Regions from separate parts of the Homo sapiens genome. Here all the other regions are linked to region 1. A link is an interaction called in ENCODE POLR2A ChIA-PET data of the cell type or tissue named here. Cell type or tissue: PC-3. All regions are shown on one strand. Each heading gives the region's core, and the rest is flanking DNA. Links, peaks and the distances in the headings are about the cores only. Region 1 holds the start of ACTRT3 (actin related protein T3). Region 2 overlaps MECOM (MDS1 and EVI1 complex locus). Region 3 overlaps MECOM (MDS1 and EVI1 complex locus).

Region 1 (4,850 bases), core at 1,572-4,071:
TATTATATATAAATATAAATTTTTATATATTTATTATATATAAACATAAATTTTTATATATTTATTATATATAAACATAAATTTTTATATATTTATTATATATAAACAAATTTTTATATATTTATTATATATAAACATAAATTTTTATATATTTATTATATATAAACATAAATTTTTATATTTATTATATATAAACAAATTTTTATATTTATTATATATAAACATAATTTTTTATATATTTATTATATATAAACATAATTTTTTATATATTTATGATATATAAATATAATTTTTTATATATTTATGATATATAAATATAATTTTTTATATATTTATGATATATAAATATAATTTTTTATATATTTATGATATATAAATATAATTTTTTATATATTTATGATATATAAATATAAATTTTTATATATTTATGATATATAAATATAAATTTTTATATATTTATGATATATAAATATAAATTTTTATATATTTATGATATATAAATATAAATTTTTATATATTTATGATATATAAATATAAATTTTTATATATTTATGATATATAAATATAAATTTTTATATATTTATGATATATAAATATAAATTTTTATTTATGATATCTAAATATAAATTTTTATTTATGATATCTAAATATAAATTTTTATTTATGATATCTAAATATAAATTTTTATTTATGATATCTAAATATAAATTTTTATTTATGATATCTAAATATAAATTTTTATATATGATATCTAAATATAAATTTTTATATATGATATCTAAATATAAATTTTTATATATGATATCTAAATATAAATTTTTATATATGATATCTAAATATAAATTTTTATATATGATATCTAAATATAAATTTTTATATATGATATATAAATATAAATTTTTATATATGATATATAAATATAAATTTTTATATATTTATGATATATAAATATAAATTTTTATATATTTATGATATATAAATATAAATTTTTATATATTTATATTTATGATATATAAATATAAATTTTTATATATTTATATTTATGATATATAAATATAAATTTTTATATATTTATATTTATGATATATAAATATAAATTTTTATATATTTATATTTATACATATAATAAATATAAATATAAATTTTTATATATTTATATTTATACATATAATAAATATAAATATATATATTTCGATTTATATCCTTGCTTAAATATATAAATATATATTTTATAAATATATAAATATATTTATATAATATAACATATATTTATATAAATTATATAAATTTATATATTTTTTAATATTTTATATTTAAATTTATATATATTTATATAAATATATATAAATTTATATTTATTTACATATTTAAGCTAGGAACTACTATTTTGTTTTAATTGCGTACATTTTGCTTGGAAATCACAGGAAGAAACACAACAAAGCATTGCCCAAGGTACAGAAACAATAATAAACGTACTTAAAACTCATTTAAATTCCAGCATTTTTCTCCTTATTTTAGAAGTTTAACATTTCAGAAGCAGACACTGCCTCCCTTCCTGCAACAACTTTCTCCTCTTAAGTCTCATTTTTCCCCAGTTTCAAGGGCGAATTCTAGAACTCCCCGGAACCGCCACCAGTTAACCAGAATTCCGTGGCTTTGGAAAATAAAACTGCTGTTATAGCTCTTCTGGGTATTTGAGAAATGCACTTGTGAAGGGTTAGAGTTGAATCTTTTGATGCGAAAGTCGGGTTTTCCTGATACTGGGATTCCGGGATTCCAGGTGTTGGGGTGGCCCAATTCCTGCGAGAAGCAATAGCGGGCGGTAACATGAGGAGCACGGTGCGTCCAGCGAGTCCTTCCGCCTGGGGCCCTGCCGACCCCCTGCCTGCGCCCCCAGGACTCTGGCCTCACCCGGCCGTGCCGGGGCCTCTGTGACGCGGCGTTCCAGGCACTCGGCCCCGGCCGAGCCCGTAGCTAGAGCGGCTCAGAGACAGGAGGCGGCGGCAGCAGCGGCGGCATGAACCACTGCCAGCTACCGGTGGTGATCGACAACGGCTCGGGAATGATCAAGGCGGGCGTGGCTGGGTGCCGGGAGCCCCAGTTTATCTACCCGAACATTATCGGCCGCGCCAAGGGCCAGAGCCGCGCGGCCCAGGGCGGGCTAGAACTCTGCGTGGGCGACCAAGCTCAGGACTGGAGGAGCTCGCTGTTCATCAGGTACCTCCTTCTCCCAGCAGGCTGCTGGGGCTGGGGAGGGTGGGTGGGGTGGGGGTGGGGTAGGGTGGGGCTGGGGAGGTTGGGGGGTGGGGCTGGGGTGGCTGGGGGTGGGGGGACTGGGGGTGTTGTCGGGGGGCAGGAAAGGACCCCAAAGGAGGTGCGCAATGGGGACAGAAAGAATAAGAAAGCCGGGAGCTGGAAAGCCCCATCCAGCTGGAATTACTACAAACGCACGGGCCACAAATCTCCAAGGGTACCACACATCTAAAAACTGAACATTTTGCTCTCTGTGGCTATACAAATGTATTAAAACGTATAAAGTTATCGAACGAATTCATTTAAGAATATTAACTCATGGTCCCTTTTGTCACTTGGGTTATTCTCTTCAATTGACATTTAAACTATACTATAATGTGGACATTTCCCAATTTTTTAAAAGTCACAAGGTTCCAAAGGACAGAGAAAATGGAAAGCAACAAAAATCGCAGAGGTAGGCCGGGCGCGGTGGCTCACGCCTGTAATCCTAGCACTTTGGGAGGCCGAGCAGGGCGGATCACGAGGTCAGGAGTTCGAGACCATCGTGGCTAACACGGTGAAACCCCGTCTCTACTAAAAATACAAAAAAATTAGCCGGGCGTGGTGGCGCGCGCCTGTAGTCCCAGCTACTCAGGAGACTGAGGCAGGAGAATGGCGTGAACCCGGGAGGCGGAGCTTGCAGTGAGCTGAGATCGCGCCACTGCACTCCAGCCTGGGTGACAGAGCGAGACTCTGTCTCCAAAAAAAAAAAAAAAAATTGCAGAGGTAAGTAGCTGTGCTATTTTTGGCTGACACTTACCTGCTGTGAGAGGCTGTGGCAGTTATTGCCCATAAAGGGATATTGGTAATAAACGCGGGGAATTAACTGAGGGTCGAAGACAATAGAAACTAGAAAAATAAAAAGCTGTCATTGATCTTATTGCTTTCCTTACAGTTACCCAGTGGAGCGTGGTCTCATTACTTCATGGGAGGACATGGAGATCATGTGGAAGCATATCTATGACTATAACCTAAAGCTGAAGCCGTGTGATGGCCCAGTCTTGATTACTGAGCCAGCGCTGAACCCACTGGCCAACCGGCAACAGATCACGGAAATGTTTTTTGAGCATCTGGGTGTTCCTGCCTTCTATATGTCCATCCAGGCTGTGCTGGCTCTCTTTGCTGCTGGCTTCACTACTGGCCTTGTGCTGAATTCAGGTGCTGGGGTTACCCAGAGTGTGCCCATCTTTGAGGGTTACTGTCTGCCTCATGGTGTGCAGCAACTGGATCTGGCAGGCCTTGACCTCACCAACTACCTCATGGTGCTAATGAAGAACCATGGTATCATGTTGCTCAGTGCTTCAGACAGAAAGATTGTTGAAGACATCAAGGAGAGCTTTTGTTATGTGGCAATGAACTACGAAGAGGAAATGGCCAAGAAACCCGATTGTCTAGAGAAAGTTTACCAACTACCTGATGGGAAGGTCATCCAGCTCCATGACCAGCTCTTTTCTTGTCCAGAGGCCCTCTTCTCTCCGTGTCATATGAACCTTGAGGCCCCTGGCATTGATAAGATATGCTTCAGCAGCATAATGAAATGTGATACAGGCCTGAGGAATTCCTTCTTTTCCAATATTATCCTTGCCGGGGGATCAACCTCTTTCCCTGGTTTAGACAAGCGGTTAGTTAAGGATATAGCAAAGGTGGCTCCTGCCAACACCGCTGTGCAAGTTATAGCTCCTCCAGAAAGGAAAATATCAGTGTGGATGGGAGGTTCTATTCTTGCATCCTTGTCTGCCTTCCAGGACATGTGGATCACTGCTGCAGAATTTAAAGAAGTTGGACCCAACATAGTACACCAAAGATGCTTCTGAAATACAGATAAAATGGTTGGAAGAAAATGTTTTGAGTATATGTGACAGAAAACTTTGGATATTATATGTTTCTGGGAGAAGAGAAAATACTTCACCTATTGGGATGCCAATATTTCTGTTGTATTTCTATAATGGGTTTGGGGGATAATAATGGTGAAGCTCAAGAACAGATGTCTATTGAGTAGAACCAAGTTAAAATAATGTTTCCCATAGTGTTTCTTCTATAACTTGACGTTGGTGAGCTTATATTTCCCTTGGAAGAGAGCATTTGTGGTACAATATGCTATGTGCCAAATGAGTGATAAGATTTAAGCTTATTGAAGTTTAGGGAAAGAAGGTTGCTGTGGTGAGGAACGAGACTCCATAGCAGAGGTATGCCATCATGGAAGGGGTGGCATTGGGATGGAGCGCAGATATCCAGGCAAGCATACTAAAATGAACAAGTTGCTAAAGATGAGAATGAACAAAGCATATTCAGGGCATGTTTAATAGACTGATTTTGTTTTTAAAATTTTTGTTTATGTATGTATTTATTCATTTATTTAGTTTTAGAGGCAGAGTCTTGCCCTGTGTCCCAGGCTGGAGTGCAGTAGTGCAATCATAGCTCACTGCAGCCTCCAACTCCTGGGCTCTGCCCTCAGCCTCCCAAGTAACTGAATCCACAGGTATGCACCACCACGCCTAAGTTTAGACTGATTTTGTTCAAGTCAAGAGCTCATATAGAGCAGAACAAGCGCTATGACT
Region 2 (4,850 bases), core at 999-3,498, 420 kb after region 1:
TTGCAAAATGAAAAGTCAAGACAGTTTGAAGATAGCATCTAGCCCAGTGTTTTTGTAAAACACAGAACTAAACAATCAAACAAAATTATGCATATGGAGGAAATGATTTAGAATATGTTTCGCTGCTAATCGCACTCATGCTGAAGTTTTAAATTTCATCTGTCTGCTCAGATCTATTGTGAGCCATTAAGTGGCTTCCTTTTTTCCCGACAAATTGAATGCTGCAACTGCAAGGAGCTCTTTTGTTCTTTTAATTCAGTCAGCATGGAAATGATTTTCTCATTTCAGGCCCTTTTCTGTCCTCTCTTCATTGTGTCAATAAAATAGAGTTGTGCAGAGCTGCTCTAATCAGCTTAGAGTGCTAATTCATTGCGCCGGGATGCTATCTGTGTTTGGCTACAGGTGGGCACTCTAAGGGGTCAGTCTCCAGGGGAGTGTAATTGTGTGTCTCCTGGGGCTTGTTTGCAGAATGACCTAAAGCTGAAGCCCCAGCTCAGGAAGGGGGGGAAAAACTGAACAAACATATGCCCATGCAAACATATACAGCTGTATTTTCATGGCATCCATTTACTTGGTTCGGCATCCTGAGGTTCTAGCAACATTCCTTGCATTTTACCTGTCCTCAGCGTTCTATGATTAGCCATAAAACACGAATTCTTTTAAACTTTGCACACATTTTCTAAAGGTACAAGCTTTTTGGTATTTCCAAGATACAAGTTAAAGGTTAGGCTAGGATTTAACCTATGGGTAATACGACCAAACTAAACTTAAAAAGAGAAATAGAAACTGCCAATTTTGAAAAATATATCATTTTGTGTCCTATGAAAGTAGCTTAATACATAAATATGGAAATATTATGAACTAGTAAATTAAGCTTTATGGGGACTGAGGAATTTCTGGCAACTTTGGAAGAGATATAATGATTAGTTTTTTGGAATAAAGAGAAAAACTGTAGGCATTAGGTTTTTGAGATTTAACATGTTCTTGGGTAGCCTAGGGGAATGGCAGATCTTTCTGGGATTATTGTTAGTGTGAGTCAAAAATATGCTGTGAATATGAACTTATTTACTGGGGTTTGAGATTTTTGGTGTTAGGATTAAAAATGCTATAACATCTTGTTTTTATTGTTTTCTAACAATATTTTAATTTTTTACTTTGATTTACATTGAGATTAATTCCACTCTCAATGGAAAATCTTCAGGACTTTATAACTCACGTTGTTATGTAATAACTATAAGCAGGTTTGTGAAGTAGAAAGAAAAGAAGCAATAAAAGATTTCAGCTATGCGAATCTACTGGTTAGCTATGGAGGGACTGAATAAATATTCTTTGATTTACTTAAGAAACTTGAGACTTGCCTATATATTAGGAAAAAAAGTGTATTCTGCTTATCAACAAAAGAACTGGGGGGAAATGTCATACTATTTAAATGATTTGAGAAGAAATTTATAGTTATGTTGTGATGAATTCAACTAGCTTCACAACATGTCAGTTTACAGTTTGTATTGTTATATATGAAGCTTTGTATAAAGACAGTAATTGGCTTGTGGAAATGCAAGTTCTTAAAAGATACCTAAGAAAAAAATAAGGTTATCTTCATGATTAGAAGATAGTATTTTATTTTAATTTTAAAATTATTTCCCTCTCTAATGTTTTGGCTACATACCAGCTGGTTTGGTTGATGTTATAACACTACTGCCTTTTGGAAAAGATTCTGAATTTTACTTAGCTATTTACATTACTTATTTAGGGTTAACTTGGAGTAGCATCAGGAGATGAAGGCAAAAATATGGCAACTTGTATAAAACCGATCTTTTTTTATTGTCCTCCATTTGGAAACATTTTTATGTGGGGCTCCAAGATAGTCAGAATTTAAATTCCTCAGTCTCAATTAGAGTGAGTTCTCCATTTTAATTGTTATTAATAATTAATGATTTTTGGTATAAATGATTTTATTTCTAAGCAAAAATAGTATTAACATTATTTTCCAAAATTGATGAAGTAGTTGATTCACTTAATTTTGTGTTTTAAAGTGCTTTCTTCTTAATTCCCGACTCATTATCCTATGATTTTCTTTCTTTCCAGATAACTGAGTTGGAGGCAATTTTAGCATTAGCTATCTCTTATAAACAGCCAAATCCTTTGGCCATGCTTAGGCTTATGTAGCATGAATTATTCAATGAGAAGGAAAAAAGCAGTGTTTTAGCAACTTGTTTTGGTGATTTTTATTTTTATGAAAATAAATTGTAGCCTCGTGGGATAAATCAACAATGTAACTTCCCTTTTGGGGAGAGGCTCTAAGTCACATCAGCATAGTTTTGGTCCAGACAGCAAAGCTCTAACCCTCATTCAGCTCAAATGGGCCACCAAAGAGAGCAGAGAGAGATAAGATTGTGTACTTGAGAGGGACATTTTTAATCAAGAAATTGTCATCTCTTCTTAGGTCATCTATTTCCCTAATTCTTTTCTGCGTTGAATAGCTTCGTTGCAAGAAAAATGTTGGTGAAATGATTTGGTCCTGAGTCCTATTGCAGAATGCTCTGAGTATGGGCTCAAATGCCTATTGGACAAAATGAAGTTGGTTTGTCTTTACTGTTTATTATGATTGTCACTTCTAAGCTTTACTATGATGTTTATGATTATTTCACTCCCTGAATGAATAGGATATGAAATTAGACATTAAAAATTTTAGTGGTGGAATAAAATTGTTGGTTTGGTTTTTCTGCTACCACTAACTCTTAAGGCCATACTTTTCCCCCCAACAAGTTTCAGAAAAAAAATATTGCAAGGAATATTTATGTGCTTTGAGTTTTTACGTTAGACAACTCCACAGTTAAACTACCACATCAGAGTCAAGAAGATAATTTCATAGTAAAGTTAGCTAATTACTGAGATAGCTCCTTTAATATGTGACTCCCACTTGTAGATACCTAGCCCACATATGTCTTTTCTGGTGTGAGAGATTGTTTTTATAAAATTGTTAAAAATGACCGGTTTTAAGAAATTATTAACTTCCATTAATATATTTCTTTAAATCTAACTCAGTGATCTTCTATTAGAACTCAATTATTTTCTGCCTTACAGGAAAATCTACTTGTTTTAAATATTAGTAACTACGGCTATGTAAAATGAAATGTAAAAGAAACAAAACGTATCAGATTTGAATGATTCTCCTTTCCCTGTTTTAGCTAAAAAATAAAAATAAAAACATCACTTTTACTTAGTTCTGTAGTTGGCCTCCACAAAACAATTTCTAGAATAAATGCTTATCCTTCCTAAATAAGAGGTCATTGTTGCAGTTTTCCGTGAATCAAAGATGAATAGGGTCCATCTATTATCAATTCCTCAATCAGAGAAAAAAGGAAATTAAGTTCCTAATTAGGTGAATTTGGACTAAAGAGGTGGGGCATTGAAGGGATAAGGAAAATTGAGAGGTAGTTGATGCCATTTCAGACTAATGATAGGAGAGGAAATGAAGATGGGGGTGGTAGGAGTTGAGCTTGAAAGGTCAGTGACCTTATTAGGACAAGAGTAGTGGTAGATCTTCAAAAGCTTTTACCTGCAATAGGCTGACAAGGCGTCAGGTTCTGGGGATGGTCAAAGATTCAAACACTTGAGAAAGAGTGTGGTAAAAATAAGATTACATATTTTAATAAGGGATACATTTGAATATTATTAACAAAAGAAAAATGACCGTTATCAGCTTTGTAATTATAATTTTTGCTGAATCATTTTTCTATGTACTTTAAAACATTCATTTTAGGTATTAACTGGGTTTACTTTAATGTGGAATAGATAATGCTTCTTTTGAGGGTTAGACTTCACTGTTAGCATAATGAATAGTTCTCTTATATTAATACCTACTAGAAAGATACATAAATACATTACTGTGTAGATTTATCACCTTAGATACAAAATTGCAATTATTGACTAAAATATCTATCATATAGATATGCAATACTTTTTTATGTAGACAAAACTTTGATTTTTCCTTAATAATTAAATTATCCAGGTATTCATTGACAAAAATATGTTAAGATTTGATCTTTAGCCACAGTCCTTCAGAAGTTCTTCAGCAAAGGGATTGTCAGAATAAAGTGGGTACATCTATATTAAGAAACAAAAGATAATTTATATAAAAAAATCTTTTCATTAATGTGTTTTTCTAAATTTTTAAAATATAAACATTGTAAAGAATATAATGAATGAATAATTCTGGTGTTCAGGAATGTAAATCGGATTAGTTAGATGAGAAAATTATGAGATTTGGGGCAATTTTTAAGCTCTTTAGGTTATATGTGGGTTACTAGTACTATAATTTTATGAAACAACACTTTTTAACATTTAGTGTTCTTTATTGAGTAGCATGGGTGCTTCAGAGATGGCTTTGACCTGGATATTTTTATCCAGAAAACAAGAGATTTTTGTTTTATTATGAAAGACCCCCAGTAAATAAAATATTTCAGAGTCTTTCCACTTTAATTCTCTCTGTGGTAAATACACAGCCATAGACCTGTTATTACTTTACCATCCGATAGAGATATAACATGAGTCACATAAGTAATTGAAAATGTTGTAACAGCTGCATTTATAAAAAGTAAAAAAAAGGTATAATTTAAATAATATATCTAACCAGAGGATCCAAAATATTGTAATTTCTAAATGCAAAAACTAAATGACTGAAATACTGTACCTATTTTGTACTAAAATCTTTGAAATCTGGTATGTATTTCACACTTATAACACCTCATAATTTGGACTAGCCACATTTCAAGCACTTAGTAGCTGCATGTGGCTACTGGCTATTGTATTCTACATAGCCTTGGAAAATCTCGAAGACTCAATCTTTT
Region 3 (4,850 bases), core at 1,263-3,762, 600 kb after region 1:
TAAAGCCATGTCGAGATGTTTGCATGAGGGTCTGCCATAGAAGGAAGAGAAGAATACATCTGAAAAGCATAGAGGGAATTATTATTGAGTACCTACCCATCTTAAATATTTTACTCCTATTAAAGTATTTAGTCTTTATACAAACATTGTGCGACGGGTCTGGAGAACATAGCACAAGAGCACAGAACTCTAGAAATGGTCCACTTAAATCAGATTCTGCTGCTGGGACCTTTCCGTTTCTTCAGTTGTAAATGGGAAATAATACAGGTTGAGTGTCCATTATCCAAAATGCTTTGGACCAGAGTGTTTCAGATTCTTTTGGATTTTGGAATATTTGCATATACATAATGAGATATCTTGGGGATGGGACCCAAATCTAAACACAAAATTTATTTGTTTTATATATACCTTATGCACATAACCTGAAGGTAATTTTATAGAATATTTTTAGTAATTTTGTGCATGAAACAAAGTTTGCAGGCATTGAATTGTCAGAAAGCAAAGGTATCACTGTTTTAGCCACCTATATAAGGACAATCTGTGGTGTCATATAGGCACTCAAAAATGTCATATTTTGGAGCATTTCAGACTTTATATTTTTGGATTAGGAATGCTCAACTTGTAGTATTTATTTCTTAAGACTATTGGGTGACTTAAATGCAATAATAGATGCAAAGCCATGAAAACATGCCTGATATGTTGTAAGTGCGGGCTTTTGTTATTCTCATGTTATATATGAGGAAAAAGACTTGTGAGTTGGGTAACTTGAAAATTGTAGAGCTAGAAACAGAAAGCAACAGAGGTGGGATTGGAACACAGTTCTGTCCAATTTCAGACTCTAGTATCTATTCTCTATACCAGATGGGTAAATACCCACCCCGATTGACAAAAAAGGCAATCAATAGGTACCAGATGAGACAGAGTCTGATTTTAAAAGCCTGAGTTTTAAGAAGTTGTCTTCATGTCTGCTTTTCATGAATAAAGTTGTGCTTGATCTCTTATGTAATGAGTAGCAGTGGTCATTTGAGTAATGTGGTAGATGGTGGCATAAATCCCTAGGAAGCAGAATATTCTTCTGTTTAATTTTAAAATGCTGTGTGTCAGGTTCAGAAGAGAAGAAAGAAATGACCTCGTCTTATGCTAACAAGTTGCTTTCTCCTAACATACTTTCAGGTGGATGCTATTTTTCAGAATTTCCGATCCAATATCTTAGAGTGTGCAAGAAATCATGATTTAGCAATAAAATCCCTGCATTAACCTGATATGGATAAAATATGTCTTTAAACAATTGTCAATACTGAAGTATTTTGATATAACTGATGTTTGGGCATAAACTTGAGTCTAGATTTTTCTTTTTATAAAGAGGTTTTTACTCAAGATTTTTCTTGCATCACATTCTTTGCAATTATAATTTTTCTACCTGTCCTTGTAGTCCAGAGTAATTAGAAAGGAAACCTCTGTAGTTTTGATGTCATGCATTCATTCTTGTCCATTACATTAGTAATGTATCAGTGCCAGAAGGAAGTGCTTGGTGGTAGGATCATTGCCAATTTGTTCAAAATTTAGTTCCACTTTAATTATCTAATATAAGCCAGAGACAAAGGTCCCTAAGACATTTTTTTCTGGTCTTGGAAATACTAGAGTTTACTGGCAAAATGTATATACATGAATAGATACATTTAAAAATAATACGTAGACTTCCAATTGTGAAACTGTGGAAGCATACCAAAATGCCCATCACTGGGAGTTTGAAAATTTGCCATCATTTCTGGAGATGAAATCTTTAAAATGATAAGCATGAGTTAGCCTGGCAAGTCAAGGGTAGACAGGATATGCTGGGCAAAGAGACATTTGCCAAAGTAAAGGCTCATAAGCTAAAACTTTGGTTCAGGTAAATATTCAGGTGAATATGAGGACTTACAATCCCATTAGTACTTATAAAGTCCAAAGTATTACATAGAAAGTAACAGAGCATGAATGTGACATGGTGGTTGAGGCTACATGGAGTGCCTTAAATGTCCTGTGAAGTTCCTTGGCCTTCAGCCCGTCAGTGTAGGTAGTCACATACAGATAGTCATTCAAGGACTTTAAGCAGGGAATTAACGTGATTTGATTTTTACACAAGATAAAGTACTCTGGCTATATTTGGCAGAATGGATCGCACCTGAGCAAGTCTGGATGCAAGGAGCTGGGTGCTATAAAATGGGAGAAGACAAGCAATAGTGAGAAGCATTTGATACGAGAAATATTTTGGAAATGCAATCGACAAAGCTTGAGGATTGGCTGGATTTGGGATCTGAGAGAGTCATAGAGGCTAAGATAGTACAAGCCAGAGAAAGAGAGTGAACACAAAATGTTTTCAGAGTTGCCAGACTGAATTTAAGATGCCTCTGGGACAACAGGATAAACCAGTTTGGAGTTCAGAGGTGAGCTTGTGGTTAGAAGTATTGTCAGGGAATTACCAGCATTGGGGAGAGAGGGAGGATTAAAGCTTTGAGAGTTGTTGGAAGAGAGCCTAGTGGGCATGTTAAAGGGAGAATAGGCTGAGGATAAAATCTTGGAGGAAATTCAGCATTTCCTCAGCTAGCAGAGAAAATGATCCCAGGAGAGCATCCTGAAAAATAATCCAGAGAAGTAGAAAATGAACCAGGAGAGGGTGGGTCATAAATGCCAAACAAGGAGATCATTTCAAGAAGGAGGAAGTGGTTGTTAGTATCAAATGCTGTAATTTTCATAAATATTTTATATTTGTTCTTAAGCTCATTTTTTATTGCATTTATTGGTGATAGAAATAGGTATTACATGAATGGGGCCAAAATGAAAATAATACATCCTTTTCTTAGAGTAAACTATGGAAAAATCACATTTTGTGTAAATATAATAATTATAATAACAATCCTTTAACTGGTAGTTATATAGTATGTAGGGTTTATAAAGTGTCCTCATTTCCAGTGTCATTTGATTTTCACGAGAATCCAATAAGACAAGCATTGGGACCTTATTTTTCTCCTTTTTTCAATTGTAGAAGCTGATGCACATTGAAGCCAAGCAACTTGTCAGGGCTTGCTGCCGGTTAGCTGTAGAGCTTGCACAGCACAGTATTATGTCCTTAGCCCCCTGACCCACTGAGGGTTCATGATACCATGTTAGAAATCCAAACATGACTAATTGTCCTTTAGCCTAAGGACACAAAATCTTCACATCCATTCCTCAGGTTTATTCTTTCCTCTTAGTCATTATCATTCAAAATCTTCAGTTTCATAAAGTTGCAATAGTCAAAATATCAATTACTATTTTATCTAATCTCTTGTGTTCCATTTTTCCTATGTATGGGTAAAATTACAGCTGTGATTTGTTTCTTCTGAGATTAAGTTTATTGGGGGATAATTTTTATATGGATAGGCCTTTAATTTTATATATGTATACACACACACACACACACACACACACACACACACACATACAAGGGTACCTGCGGAAGTAAATGAAGTGAAAACCTGTGATACAGTGGAAAGTAAGAAAAGACATTGACATTTGTCAGTATTTTGTATAACATTGGGAGATAATATCCTGAATAAAATAAATAATAAACTGTAAAAAAACAAGAAAAAGTTAAATCCATGTTTATTGGAGATAGCATGATTATATTACTTGATACAAACATCTACCATCCAGTTCTTACACATGAATTACATTTTTCTTTCAGATCGAATCATGGGAAGATTTTTTTTTTTTGGTATTTTTTCATATATCACTCTTAGTAAAAATTTATAGTATCCAGAACAAAGGGAGAATTTCTATTCTTTTTATTCCTCAGTTCTTTCTACATCAGTATTGCCTGTTTCATACAGATTTCACAGGAGTTTCTCTGTCTTATGGTCTACTTTGGATAGAACCCATTGAATGTTGGTTTAATTTCCTATTGCTCATTCTGGAATGACCTGGCATTCCTTTAGTATCTATGTTTCCTCTCTTGGGAGCTTTCTATTTTGTTAGAGTCAGTTCTCTGTCTTCCCTTGAGAAAAGTAAGGCCAAAAGTTTTCCCCTGCCCTGCCCCTTCATCTGTATTTTAATAGTTTGCTCTTCTAGGCCAGTTTTCCTGTTTCTCTTTGTGGTCTTTCCCATTTTACAATAGTTGAGGAATAGCTTCTTATCCTTGTTATTATATATTTTCATCATTGCCTTCCTTTGGAAGTAATATAAAATAAGTGCTTGACAAATGATTATCAAATGATTTATTCCAATAATTATTTATTTCATTTATAATTATTTTCATTTTTTGGATAAATTTCTAAATACCATTTTAAGGTCATTTTTTACTACTCTTTTTAAAGGATTACAATAGCTATGGTATAAATGTTAAAGAGCTTTATAACTCTGTCATAAAACAATATTTCTAATTTATTTTCTCAAATATGTATTGGATACCTACTATGTACAAATCACTGGATAAGACATGAAGAGAGACATAACGCCAAGGGTCCTGTCTTTAACAAGAATAAAGGTTAATAGAGAGTCCAGAGTGGATGAAAATCTGGCAGCCTACCTTGAGTTACTGGTTCTTATTAATAGGTTTATTCATGAGAACCAAAGCAATTCAATTCATTCTCATATATTCAGTAAATGTTCCTAACTAATAGAAAAGGACAATAGCATCTTACAACATATTTTTCTTCTAAACCTTCATTATTGTTTCTTTGCCACAAAAGGTATTTTCTGATAGAAAATTAGTATGTATAACATTAAATTATGCATGTGTATACTTAGAGAAGAGAAATATTCTTAAAATAATGCTAATAATTTATAAGCATACAGTGACATAAAAAAGAAATTCCAGGAGTACCTTTGAA

Evidence for each region. Peaks named below come from ENCODE experiments on the same cell type or tissue, not always from the same donor. Only the 100,000 strongest peaks of a DNase experiment are listed, where the experiment ranks them.
Region 2: POLR2A ChIA-PET joins it to region 1 with 13 read pairs; 2 of 35 experiments call an interaction of 5 or more read pairs at or near these places.
Region 3: POLR2A ChIA-PET joins it to region 1 with 18 read pairs; 5 of 35 experiments call an interaction of 5 or more read pairs at or near these places.

The regions. Positions count from the first base shown.
Region 1 is chr3:169,766,688-169,771,537 of GRCh38, reverse strand. It overlaps ACTRT3 (actin related protein T3), which reads left to right and starts at 1,977. Exons shown (of 2, transcript NM_032487.5): 1 at 1,977-2,217; 2 at 3,188-4,617. The coding sequence starts at 2,018. The coding sequence ends at 4,106. RefSeq lists cis regulatory regions at 1,825, 3,182, enhancers at 1,753-1,897, 1,989-2,248, 3,110-3,254 and a silencer at 1,839-1,908. In PC-3, for the core only: a CTCF peak has its summit at 1,913; no DNase peak of the experiment used is centred there; H3K4me3 peaks cover 678 bases; H3K27ac peaks cover 603 bases.
Region 2 is chr3:169,350,444-169,355,293 of GRCh38, reverse strand. All of the region lies in intron 2 of MECOM (MDS1 and EVI1 complex locus), which reads left to right. Among named protein-coding and RNA genes, the nearest start is that of MECOM-AS1, 95 kb to the left of the region's middle. In PC-3, for the core only: no CTCF peak of the experiment used is centred there; no DNase peak of the experiment used is centred there.
Region 3 is chr3:169,171,019-169,175,868 of GRCh38, reverse strand. All of the region lies in intron 2 of MECOM (MDS1 and EVI1 complex locus), which reads left to right. Among named protein-coding and RNA genes, the nearest start is that of LINC01997, 170 kb to the right of the region's middle. In PC-3, for the core only: no CTCF peak of the experiment used is centred there; a DNase peak (open chromatin) is centred at 2,428; H3K4me3 peaks cover 535 bases; H3K27ac peaks cover 1,665 bases.